2 separate regions of the Homo sapiens genome follow, and region 1 is linked to region 2. Evidence: chromatin contacts called from ENCODE Hi-C or POLR2A ChIA-PET data. All regions are on one chromosome and are shown on one strand. Each heading gives the region's core, a stretch centred on a gene start or an enhancer-like site at or near the end of the contact. The rest is flanking DNA. Distances are from core to core; before and after follow the strand shown. Region 1 overlaps TOP6BL (TOP6B like initiator of meiotic double strand breaks). Region 2 overlaps TOP6BL (TOP6B like initiator of meiotic double strand breaks).

The links. A loop is a pair of places that touch in the nucleus more often than their neighbours do. ChIA-PET counts read pairs that join two places held with the same protein, here RNA polymerase II (POLR2A).
Region 1: a map of PC-3 shows a loop between it and region 2 (2.1-fold over the local background). The contact joins two enhancer-like sites. A Hi-C loop is called at or near these places in 3 of 168 maps with a recorded cell type or tissue (CD4-positive, alpha-beta T cell, OCI-LY7 and PC-3). POLR2A ChIA-PET finds 5 or more read pairs at or near these places in 10 of 52 experiments (AG04450, B cell, CD8-positive, alpha-beta memory T cell and 7 more).

What each region holds. Positions count from the first base shown.
Region 1 is chr11:66,832,379-66,839,202 of GRCh38, reverse strand. It overlaps TOP6BL (TOP6B like initiator of meiotic double strand breaks), which reads right to left. Exons shown (of 15, transcript NM_001302084.2): 13 at 758-833. Among named protein-coding and RNA genes, the nearest start is that of RCE1, 7.6 kb to the left of the region's middle. Within about 2 kb of position 4,747, at least 3 of the 41 ENCODE cell types and tissues checked have a DNase peak (open chromatin) inside an H3K27ac peak, as active enhancers do.
Region 2 is chr11:66,788,246-66,794,910 of GRCh38, reverse strand. It overlaps TOP6BL (TOP6B like initiator of meiotic double strand breaks), which reads right to left. Exons shown (of 15, transcript NM_001302084.2): 3 at 6,642-6,665. Among named protein-coding and RNA genes, the nearest start is that of TOP6BL, 47 kb to the right of the region's middle. Within about 2 kb of position 5,415, at least 3 of the 41 ENCODE cell types and tissues checked have a DNase peak (open chromatin) inside an H3K27ac peak, as active enhancers do.

The DNA.
Region 1 (6,824 bases), core at 3,498-5,997, 45 kb before region 2:
ATCTCTGCTAGTGACTGAATGTGAGAGCTGCTGTACCCCTGCTGCTGTGGGCTGGGAAGGCTGTTTAAGCACTGCAGGAGACATGTATGGAGAAAAGACTTCAGTATAATTGCAATCACAACCCACGCACTGACACTTTCCCATAACACACATTAAGAGTGACATGGTGCCAGGCCGGGCGCGGTGGCTCACGCCTGTAATCCCAGCACTTTGGGAGGCCAAGGCAGGCGGATCACAAGGTCAGGAGATCGAGACCATCCTGGCTAACACGGTGAAACCCCGTCTCTACTAAAAATACAAAAATTTAGCCGGGCGTGATGGCGGGCGCCTGTGGTCCCAGCTACTCGGGAGGCTGAGGCAGGAGAATGGTGTGAACCCGGGAGGCGGAGCTTGCAGTGAGCCGAGATGGCGCCACTGCACTCCAGCCTGGGCGACAGAGGTGAGACTCTGTCTCAAAAAAATAAAAATAAAATAAAATTCAGGGCCCTGAATCTGCGTATTACCTACCCCCACCCCATCATGTGCAGCTATCTGTAACTGCACAGACTTTAATACAAATTTCTAGTCCTGTCCTAACATCTTGGGGAGGGAAGACCTGCTGCTGCCTTGAAGACCCACAGTGGCAGCAACAGCCCACTAAATTGCAGAAGGACGCCGCTGTAGTAGAAGGTACAGTGGAATAGTTTGAAAGTTTGAACTCACGTTTTTTACTTCCTCTGCTGCAGTCCAGGGCTCACTTGAAAAGCTAAAACCTTACCTGCTAGGAGCTCCAGGCTGCTGTTATCAGGTGCGTCCTCAGTGCCCTGGGCTGAGTCCTTTTTTTCTAGGGTTAGCTGCTTAAAAAAATTAGAAGTCCTAAGTGAGTTTTGTAGAAACATGAACGAGCCCTAGTGAAACAGGAGTGTGCCTGGTGGCTTCACTGACCTCACAAGGTTATCTGCCCTCACCTGGAACTCCCTCTTCCTCCTGGCTCATGAATCCCCCTACCCACCCTCCAGTCTTCAAGGTTTCCCTCTGTGGATCCTTCTCCACTCTGGCCATTCACGGCACATCCTTTCTTCTCTGAGCTCCAGTCTCTTGGCTACTGCCTGCCCATTCCTCGGGCTCTGCATACTCTGCAAGTATCCTGTGTGCCCATTCATCAAGTAATGTGCAAATGTCCATTTTCTACACCCTAAATCCCTTCAAAGGCAAGGGCCATCATGCCTTTATCACTTTACAGCTAGCAGAGTGCCTTACACCAGGTAAGTTTGACTGAGAAAGTCAAACCTGGGAAGCCACAGGGTATATTCTGTAGTCATCGGTAGCCTCCTAGAGCCCTGCCACACTGGTTAGTTCAATAATTTGGACAGAGAAAAAGAGGTTCTTACTGAGACCAGAACCCAATCCTCCCAGCTCCTTTTCAAGAATACAGATGTATAAAAATAGGTATCTTCTTCCTCAAAATTAAAAATTCATAGCCAGGCGCGGTGGCTCATGCCTGTAATCCCAGCACTTTGGGAGGCCGAGGCAGGCAGATCACCTGAGGTAAGGAGTTCGAGACTAGCCTGGCCAACATGGTGAAACTCCGCCTGTACTAAAAATACAAAAATTAGCTGGCTGTGGTGGTGGGCTCCTGTAATCCCAGCTACTCAGGAGGCTGAGGCAGGAAAATTGCTTGAACCTGGGAGGTGGATGTTGCAGTGAGCTGAGATCACGCCATTGCACTCCAGTCTGGGTGATGAGTGAGACTCCATCTCAAAAAAAAAAAAAAAAAATTAAAAATTTGTGCTTCTCGGCCAGGTGCAGTGGCTCAAGCCTGTAATCCCAGCACTTTGGGAGGCCGAGGCAGGCGGATCATGACGTCAGGAGATTGAAACCATCCTGGCTAACACAGTGAAACCCCGTCTCTATTACAAATACAAAAAAATTAGCCAGGCGTGGTGGCAGGCGCCTGTAGTCCCAGCTATGCGGTAGGCTGAGGCAGAAGAATGGCGTGAACCCAGAAGGCAGAGCTTGCAGTGAGCCAAGATCACACCACTGCACTCCAGCCTGGGCGACAGAGTGAGACTCTGTCTCAAGAAAATAAAAATAAAATAAAATTTGTGCTTCCTATGAACAAAAGTGAAAAGTCAATCCACAAGAATGGGAGAAGACATTTACAAATCATACCTGCTAAGGTACTGTTACCCAAATTAAAGAACTCTTTTTAAAATTTATTTATAGGCCACGCACGGTAGCTCACGCCTATAATCCCAGCACTTTGGGAGACTGAGCCAGGCAGATAATGAGGTCAGGAGTTTGAGACCAGCCTGACCGACATGGTGAAACCCCGTCTCTACTGAAAATACAAAAATTAGCCAGGCGTGGTGGCGCACACCTGTAATCCCAGCTACTCAGGAGGCTGAGGCAGGAGAATCACTTGAACCCGGGAGGTAGAGGTTGCAGTGAGCTGAGAATGCTCCACTTCACTCCAGCCTGGGTGGCAGGGCAAGACTCCATCTCAAAAAAAAAAAAAAAAAATCATATTTTCTGTAGTGACGAGGTCTCACTATGTTGCCCAGGCTGGTCTCAAACTCCTGGGCTCAAGCGATCCTCCCACCTCCGCCTCCCAAAGTGCTGGGATTACAAGTGTGAGCCACCTTGCCTGGCCCAAGGTAAAGAACTCTCATAACTCAATAATTTAACAAACCAATTTAAAAATGGGCAAAAGAGGGCCAGGCACGGTGGCTCACGTCTGTAATCCCTACACTTTGGGAGGCCGAGGTGGGCGGATCACAAAATCAGGAGATTGAGACCATCCTGGCTAACATTGTGAAACCCCGTCTCCACTAAAAATACAAAAAATTAGCCGGGCGTGGTAGTGGGCGCCTGTAAGTCCCAGCTACTTGAGGCAGGAGAATGGTGTGAATCCGGGAGGTGGAGCTTGCAGTGAGCCGAGATAGCGCCACTGCACTCCAGCCTGGGCAACAGAGTGAGACTCCGTCTCAACAACAACAACAACAGCAAATGGGCAAAAGATTTGAATAGACCTTTCTTCAAAGAAGATATACAAATGGCCAATAAGCACATGGAAAAGATACTCAGCATCAGTATTCACTAGAGAAATGCAAATCAAAACCACGAAATTACTTCACATGCACTAGAATGGCAGTAAGAAAAACAATGACAACAGTTAATGAGGGTATAGAGAAATTGGAACCATCACACAGTGCTGGCAGGAATGTAAAATGATGCAGACTGTGGAAATCAGCTCGAAAGTTCTTTAAAAAGTTAGAACATAGTGTTATCATATGACTCAGCAATTCTACTCCTAGATATATACCCAAGACAGTTACAAGCATGTCCACACAAATATGCTGTTCGTAACAGCATATTCATAATAGCCGAAAAGTGGAAAAAACTTGTGTTCATCAACTAATTAATGGATAAAATGTGGTATATCAATACAATGGATTATTATTCAGCCATAAAGAATGGATGAAATTGTTATATGGTACAACATAGATGAGCCTTAGAAACATGCTAAATGAAAGAAGGCACATAAAGGCCCATGTTGTATGGTCCCATCTATATGAAGTGTCCAGAATAGGCAAATCCACAGAGATGGGAAGCATACTAGTGGTTGCCAGGGGTTGAAGGGAGAGGGGAACTGGGACTCACTGCGAATAGGTACTGCTAATGGCATGATGGAGATGTTCTGTAATTTTAGTGGCGATGGCTGCACAGCACAGTGAATATACTTAAAATCAATGAGTTTTATTCTTTAAAGTGGTAAATTTTATGGTATATGAATTATCTCCATGAGAGATCTATCATATATTGTTTACTAAAACAAGTTTTAGTTCCCAAGTAATTATATTCCAAGGAACATAGGAGGGGCAAAAATAATTCTAAAGACATAAAGAAAGAAACAGGATATTTTCTAAATATTTTTATCTTGAGACAGAACTTGGTTTTTTTTTTGGCTTTAGCTTGGAAAATCTCGTGTCATAGATAAATCTTTCTCCTATCTTGAAATTGGTCTTATCAAGGAACTACCCGCATTGAGATATGAAGCTCTGGGCCTCTCTGGTAGCCTTGCACACCCTTCATTCATCACCTGGTCCCCCAGATAAGACAGCCCTGACCTCAGAATACACCTTGGATTTAACATTCTATGGGACATTTATTTCTAGTCTACCCCCTCCCCCGACCCGCCGGAAACAATGCCTTTCCTTAGAAAATTGCCTCCTTGATACTACTCCTGCTCATTCTGGGTTTAAGTTCTCAGTCCCTACATATATCTATGACACTAAACCCTGGAGTACTATCTTGTTCACTCCTTCCTGGCCCACTGTCTCTGTTCAAACATTCAGGCTTAAAATATCCACTCCTCGCCAGGTGCAGTGATGCACGCCTGTAGTTCCAGTTACTCAGGAGGCTGACACAGGAGGATCACTTAAGCCCAGGAGTTCGAGGCTGTAGTGCACCATGATCACACCTATGAATAGTCACTGCACTCCAGCCCGGGCAACATAGCGGGAACCTGTTTCTAAAAAAATAAAAACAAAAATAATACCTTCTCCATTCCTGCATGACCTTTCCCTGAATATGTTCACTCTGAATACACACTCCCTCATTTTTTCAGTTTCTCAATAAAGCATATAATAGATGGTTTTCTTCCCTGTTACTCAAGAGGTCAGCTATTCTACCTTTCCTGTTTAGAAATGGAAACAGAATGGCCCAGAGGTCAAAGAATTTGACCTATCATCCTTAGTCTTGTAGTTCTAGCTGAAGCCACTGGGTGCCACTCTTGTACCACTAACAAGTTATTTATCACTAAATGGCCATTACCAGAGGATGTTGAGTGGAGAATCATGGGTTCTACTCAATGACCTGGATCACTCATCTGCCCTGGGCTTGCAACCTAGTCCTCTGTGTTAACAATATTACCAGGTTTCAGAGCCGGGAGCTCTCGGTACAAATTCTAGCCTTGCTATTTACTGACTGTGATTCTGGGCAAATTATGAAAGTTCTGTAATCAGTTTCCTCATCTGTAAAATGGGAAAACTATGACCTAATTTATAACATCTTTGCAGAGATTAAAGTGAAAATCTCGGCACAGATTAGGGATTCAGTAAGTGTTCCTTCTTTCCAAGACCTATGACTACTGGTAAGACCTTGAGTTCACTAGCCATATGCCAAATTAATTGGGCTATGAATGGCCCTGAGGCTATGAGCCATGACTATAGCAAAAGAACAGGGTAAAAGAGGTCAGATCTTTTTTTTTTTTTGAGACAGAGTCTTGCTGTGTCACCCAGGCTGGAGTGCAGTGGCATGATCTTGGCTCACTGCAACCTCCGCCCCCTAGATTCAAGCGATTCTCATGTCTCACCCTCCTGAGTAGCTGGGACTACAAGGGTGTGCCAACAGGCCTGGCTAATTTTTTTATTTTTAGTAGAGACGGAATTTTGCCATGTTTGCCAGGCAGGTTTCAAACTCCTGACCTCAAGTGATCCACCTGCCTTGCCCTCCCAAAGTGCTGAGATTACAGGAGTGAGCCACCGCACCTGGCCCAGATTATCTTTTTTAGGTCTTACTGGGATACCACAGAGGCCCAAGTAAAAGTACTTCAGAGGCTGAAGCACTCCTAGATCCTGAGGAGTCCCTCTGCGCTTATATCCTGGGTCCTATGATAACAGCACATGCCTTACCCTGAACCTGTCCCTAGAAAGCTGAAGATGTGGATGGCTGTAGTGAACTGCATTCTCCCCCACCCCAAATATGTCCAAATCCTAACCCCCAGAATTTGTGAATGTGAGCTTATTTGAGAAAAGTCTTTGCACATGTAATTCCAGATCGCAAGACAGGATTAGCCTGGATTTAGGGTGGGCCCTAAATCCCTAATTACCTGCCTGTAATCCCAGCACTTTGGGAGGCCAAAGCAGCCAGATCACCTAAGGCTAGGAGTTCGAGACCAGCCTGGCCAACATGGCAAAACCCCGTCTCTACTAAAAATACAAAAATTAGTTGGGCATGGTGGTAGGCGCCTGTAATCCCAGCTACTCGGGAGGCTGAGGCAGGAGAATCACTTGAACCCAGGAGGCGGAGGTTGCAGTGAGCCAAGATCGTTGCCACTGCACTCCAGTCTGGGCGACAGAGCAAGACTCGGTGTCAAAAAAAAAAAAAAAAAAAAAAAAAGGCAGAAAGATTTGAGAGACAGGGAGAAAGCAATGTGAAGATGGAGTTACAGTTTGGAGTTATGCAAACTACAAGAAACCAAGGTACAGTTTTTATCAGAAGCTAGAAGAGGCAAGACAAGGAAGCACTCTCCTCTAGAAACTTTGGAAGGAGTGTGGCCCTGCCAACACCTTGATTTTGGACTTCTGGCCTCCAGAACTGTGACACAATAAATTTGGATTGTTCTTAAACCTTCAAGTTGATGTTAATTTCTGACAGCATCCCAGGAAACTGATACAATGGATTTTAGCTTTATTTGCGCAAGGCGTGGACAGCGGCTTTCCAAGTCCGAGGGAAACTGGCAAGAGTATTTGCGGTGAAGCAGCTGAAAGGAACAGTGGACACGTTCCTGGGAAGTGCATCGTAGAAGGCACAGCCAGCCATGGAAGGGGTGGTGAAGGGAGCACTAACGGCTTTACTGCTGCTCTGTGCCTCTCTAATCACACTGAAGAGGAGGATGGTAAAGTCCATAAGATGCTTTGATCCTTGGGTGCCTGGGCACCTAAACTTCCCCACCCAATCAGGAAAGCAGAAGTACAAGGGGCAGAGCAGATGCAGAGGAGGTACCAAAGGCCCTGTTACTCATTTTCTCAGAAACAGTGTCCATAGCGCGGTGGCTCATG
Region 2 (6,665 bases), core at 4,166-6,665:
TCTGCCCACCTCGGCCTCCCAAAGTGCTGGGATTACAGAAGTGAGCCACTGCGCCTGGCCCCTTCTTTGTAGATTTTTTTAAAAAGGCTCAGAGAAGTTAAGCAACATGCCTAAGGTCACTTAGCTGTTCAGTAGTATAGCCAGAACTTGACTGTAAGTCTTTCTTTTTTGTTTTGTGAGTGACCTTAAGTCTTTCTAATACTAATTGCCCATGTTCTTGCCAATATACTACAAACACTTCCCTACAAATATAAGATTTACCACTAGGTGATGATTTTACAGCAGGGATGGTGCTAAGGTATCTTATTTATATTATCTCATTTAACCTTCACAAAAACTCTATTAGGTACCCAAATTTTATAAATAAAAGATTGTGCAGGATCTGGATTTTTAAAAATGAAGGAAAATAAAAATAAATATTTTACAAAAGAGTCTCAAAAAGGTTAAACAGCTTGTCCAAGGTTAGCCAGGTCAACTTGGCTATAAATCTTTAGCATTAACCACTTACCTATACTGACTCACTATTATAGTGTTCCTAAAACCAAAGTTAGAAACAGTCTCCTAGAAAATGCAGAACTCCAAAAAAATGAAAGAAGAAATACAATCAGAAATCAGTAGGTTTTTATTGTTGGCTCAGAGAATACACAGCCATGTACTAGGTATATGTTAAAAACAAAAAACAAAAAAAATGGTCCCAGATGTCAAAATATGATAATACAAAAAGAAGAAACATGCAAATATAGAAGGATAAACTATTACAATATTTTTATTTTATTACTTTTTTTTTTTTTTTTTTTTAGAAACAGGGTCTCGCTTTGTCACTCAGGCTGGAATGCAGTGGCATGATCATAGCTAACTGTAACCTCGAACTTCTGGGCTCCAGCAACCCTCCCACCTCAGCTTCCCAAATAGCCAGGACTACAAGTGTGTATCACCACACCTGGATAATTTTTATTTTTTAATTTTCTGTAGAGACAGGGTCTCATTATGTTGCCCAGGCTGGTCTCAAACTCTTGGCCTCAAGCAGTCCTCCCACCTTGGCCTCCCAAAGCACTAGAATTACACATAAGCCACTGCACCTGGCCTTTTAATGTTTTTTATAAGTACACTGAAAAAGAAGTCAAAAACTGTGGCAATAGGTTGGGATTAAAGATAGAAAAAATTGGGCCAGGTGCAGTGGCTCACACCTGTAATCCCAGCACTTTGGGAGGCCAAGGCGGGTGGATCACCTGAGGTCAGGAGTTCAAGACCAGGGCTGGCCAAGATGATGAAACCCCGTCTCTACTAAAAATACAAAAATTAGCCTGGAGTGGTGACGGGCACCTGTGATCCCAGCTACTCGGGAGGCTGAGGCAGAGAACTGCTTGAACCTGGAAGGCGGAGGTTGCAGTGAGCCAAGATCACACCACTGTACTCCAGGCTAGGTGACAGAGAAAGACTCTGTCTAAAAAAAAAAAAAAAAAAAACAAAAAAAGAAAAAATTATTTGAAAAAGTATTTGAAAAAATTAACAAAAATGGGCTGGGCACAGTGGCTCATGCCTGTAATCCCAGCACTTTCGGATGCTGAGGCGGGCAGATCACTTGAGGTCAGGAGTTCAAGACCAGCCTGGCCAACATGGTGAAACCCCATCTCTACTGAAAAAATACAAAAAAAAATTAGCCGATTACAGATGGCGTGCACCTGTAATCCCAGCTACTTGGGAGGCTAAGACACCAGAATCACTTGAACCTGGAATGGAGGTTGCAGTGAGCTGAGATCGTGCCACTGCACTCCAGCCTGGGTGACAGAGTGAGACTCCATCTCAAAAAAAAAAAAACATTATTACCAAAATGGATGGGGGATTATTAGAAAATTCTGTAAATATGTCTAGGATTATTCATGCATGTTAACAGTGGTAATTAAATAATAACTGCAATTGGTATACATATCATAGTCACATCCTTCATTTTTAAAATTTTAGTATAAAATGTTTAAACCAAAAAGCAATAGTCTTTAAAGCATTTTCTGTGCTTACCACTTCCAAAACAACTTCTTGGAACACTTTCAAAGCTTTGTAACCTTGGTGATTATAGGGCGTATCATAGAGAGGGCTAATTATATCTAACAGTAAGACAACCGAAGTGAAAGTTCCTTGAGCAACTACTGGAGAGAGACTACAATGAATAATGATGATATTTACTGACTACTTGCTACATGTCAAGCAGTTTCTATGCAAGTAAGAAATAACTCCATTTTATAGAAGAGGATAATGAGACTCAATAAGCTAATTAATTTGTCCAAGGTCATACACAGCTAGTTAAGTGGCAGCACTGGGATTCAAACCTAGAGCTGACTAACTCCAAAGTCCACATTCTACTATCCAATGCTGCCTCTCCAAAAATGTTCATTTTCTGTGTATACAGGTAGCTATCTGAATGGGGTAATATATAATCCATCATTATTTTTTATGGAGCCTGACAAGCAATGCTTATGTATGGCTACTCAATATATGCATTTACTCACTCATAAAATATTAATGTGGCTTATTATGTACCTGGGCTTATAAAAATAAATAAGACAATCTCAGAATTAGAAGAGTTCACAGTTCAGTAGATGAGACAGACTAATTTATATGACAATGTGAAATTTAGATAAATGAGGTGCTAAAGGAATACAGCAGAAGGACCGACACCTATCCCAGAGTTAGGATAAAGTGACTAATGTCAGGTCAGAGAGGATAATTAATACAACACAACTAACCCCTTAAAAGGGGTTAGAGGACCCTTTTAAGATCTACTCATAGAATTATTAGAGAGAGGAAGCTGGGTGCGGCGGCTCACGCCTGTAATCCCAGCACTTTAGGAAGCCGAGGCAGGCGGATCATGAGGTCAGAAGATCGAGACCATCTGGCTAACACAGCCCATCTCTACTAAAAATATAAAAAATTAGCCAGGCATGGTGGCGAGTGCCTGTAGTCCCAGCTACTCAGGAGGCTGAGGCAGGAGAATGGCATGAACCTGGGAGGCGGAGCTTGCAGTGAGCTGAGATCGCGCCACTACACTCCAGCCTGGGCCACAGAGCAAGACTCCCTCCCAAAAAAAAAAAAAAAAATTATTAGAAAGAGGAAGAGAGAGATGACAAAGCCTTTTACAGTTGGGTGTTGGGTGTTAGAGACCCAGTACCCCAGCCTGACATACCTACAGAAGCAGTGAATTTACTTATTTACTGTTATGAAAAAAATAGATGCTGCCAGCCGTGCACAGCAGAAACTACTATTGAATCATATGGTTTTAGCCTTCACCTTTAAATATGTCTAATTATATGACAGAATATAGAAGTATGTTTTCAAATATGAACTTATACAGTCATGAGCCCTTATATCACTTTCTAGAAGAAAGTCTGTCTCTCTCTCTTGCCCCCTCACCTTAGATACATACACACAGAAGTACAGATGTATAAATATATAGATATGTTTGTGCATATATATGTTTGTATGTATATATGTATAACTCCATTCACTTGATCACTTAGTATTATTACAAAAATAAATATTAAACTGGATAAAGCTGTCAAGAAGATCTTATAAAATCAGATTGCTTTTGAAGGGACATGTTACCCAGCCTAATGAACACCAAGATGTAAGACTAGCTGTGGGCATAAACACAAAACCCAATATCTCTCCTAAATGAAACTTTCCTCAGTCTTCCTTGCAATTGACTTTCCTCGCAGGCCCAAATTAATGGATCATTTATTATAGCTTTTCCATGGAGTCTCTATTAGCCTTTGCTGTGAACCTTGCTACTTAACCTTTCTCCTCAATTGAGGCATCCATGATGAAATCTTTTACAATCTCCCTTTTATCTCTTCTCATTCTCTTCATTCAAATATTGTCTACATAGCTGCACAGTACCAAAAACAATGAGATATAATGGAAGAAATGCATGAGGAAATCCTTGTTCCCTTGAGGCTAATGCCGTTTGACTATACTATTATTTTACTTCTCATCTCCATCACCAGCTGACTGCTGGTCACTAAGCTCACAGTTTTCCTCTGTATGCCAAATGCTGTCATCATCTTGACTGACATCCATATCCAAGCAGATAACTAGCCTAAGCAATAACTTAGTCTCACAGTTCCCTGACCTCTTCAACAATAATGACCTTGACCTCCACTCATTCCCAGCCACCTATTTCCATGGCCACGGCTTGGAACTGTTCCATTCTGAAAATCTTAAATTGAAATGTCCCACTCTATTGTGAAAAGATGTACACCAAGGTGTTAATAACGGCTGCCTTGAAAGGCCAAATTATGTGTATTCTAAATGTTTGTTTTGATCATACTTTGATTTTTCTGAGGGAAACACTACTTTTGCAATAAAGAAATAAGAGAAACTTTATCACTCTGATAACAACTTCCTATTCTTTCAAGTGTCAGAATCTCCTACACCCAGCAAATCTGTTTTTCAGTCTCATCAAGACCTCCAGACTTCAACCTCTTCCCATGGATTAGATGCCCTTCCTCCATGCTAACATAGCATTCAGGGCTCACTTCTATCATCCATCCTGGGAATCACACCGTATTGTAATTACGTGTTTACTTCTTGATCTTTCTATTTATATTCCAGGTTCCTTGGGATCAAGTAACATATCTTTTTTTTTTTTGAGGCAGAGTCTCACTCTATCACCCATGCTGGAGTGCAATGGCGCCATCTCGGCTCACTTCAAGCTCCGCCTCCCGGGTTCACACCATTCTCCTGCCTCAGCCTCCAGAGTAGCTGGGACTACAGGCTGCCACCACACCCGGCTAATTTTTTGTATTTTTTGTAGAGACGGGATTTCACCGTGTTAGCCAGGATGGTCTCAATCTCCGGACCTCATGATCCACCCGCCTCAGCCTCCCAAAGTGCTGGGATTACAGGTGTGAGCCACGGCGCCCAGCCAGGATCAAGTAACATATCTTAAGACACTGTACCTACAGATAGTATCTAGCTCACTGACACTGACTTGAACAAACACACGTCTGGATGAATAAGTAAATATTGAAATAGCCCTGATCTATATGAGTCAGACTTTGGTTCAAGTTCTAATTCTGCCATTTAACTGTTGTATGACACTGGGAGAGTCAGTCAAGTTCTCTGAATCTCAACTTTCTGGTCTGTAAAATGGGGTGATAATCCTCATCCTACCCACTTCATAGACTTGTCAGGATGCTTACATAATATATATAAATGTTATGTATACAACTTACTGCTTGTTCAGGCTGACTGAAACACAGAACCTCATTTCCTAGAATTGCCCTTCTTGGTTCACTGGAATCACCTTTTTATTGCTACTTGACATGAATAGTTTCAGAGCTGACTAACCATTAATTGCTCCAGATTGTTTACCCTCCATTCTCCTAAAGAAGATAAGGCACAGCCAGGGATATCTGTTGTCCTGATACCATACCCATTCCTTTCAGAATGAGCATATAATTATTCAAACATGGAGAAAGGCTGCCCAAGGGCTTCCTGGGAGAATGTTTAAAGCACTCTAATTCGTTATGTCTCCACCAACTCTAAGGAAGGAAAATAGGAGATGAGAGACCTGTTAAAGGGAATGGAGAATGAATTATCACCCTCATAAATCTGGACTACAAATAAGTCGATAAAGAGATCTCTAAACCAAACTAATAAAAATGTATCCAGGTAGGATCTGCACTGGGAGTCACTTTTAATTTTCTTTATTAGGAGATCCAAATTCAAATAAGGGCTTGTTTCAGTGGTTCTCAAATTCATCTGCATATTAGGAATCACCTGGGATCTAAAAAATGTTCCAAAGCCTATGCCATACCTATTACGGACTGAGTGTGTCCCTCAAAATCCATATGCTGAAGTTCTAAGCCCCAAAGTGACTGTGTTTGGAGGCAGGGCCCTCAGGAGGTTATTAAGATTAAATGAGGTCACAAGGGTAGGGCACTGACCCCAGGTCTTAATAGGACTGGTGTCCTTATAAAAAGATACACCAGAGCCAGGTGCCAGTAGTTCCCACCTGTAGTCCCAGCTACCAGCTACTCGGCAGGCTGAGGCAGGAAGATCACTTAAGCTCAGGAGTTCAAGTCTGTAGTGTGCTATGACTGCACCTGTGAATAGCCACTGCACTCCAGACTGTGCGACATAGCAAGACCACATCTCTACCAAAAAAATTTTCAATAAAAATAAAGAGACATTAGAGATCTCTTTCTTTTCATCCACATGCAGAAAAAAAGCCATGTAAGGACACAGTGACAAGGCAGTAGTCTACAAGCCAGGAAGAGAGGCCTCACCAAAGCCAGCCCTGACAGCACCTTGATCTTGGACGTCTAGCCTCCAGAACTGTGAGAAAATAAATCTCTATTGCTTAAGCCATCTAGTCTGTGGTATTTTGTTATGGCAGCCCAAGAAGACTAATAATTACAACACCCAGACCAATTAAATCACAATCACTCAGAGTGGGACACAGACGACAGTATTTTGGGAGCTCCTAGGTGATCTAATGTCTGCACAGGCAAGTTTGGGAACCATTGCCTTATTTCATTCCAGCTTGGAACTTTGATGGACCTAGGCTTTTCTTTCTTGTTATTAGATTGCAGAAAAATAAGAATAAAATCATTAGTAATTTATAAGACCACAACAAAACCTGCCTCAAAAATCATCTGGAAGGGTGT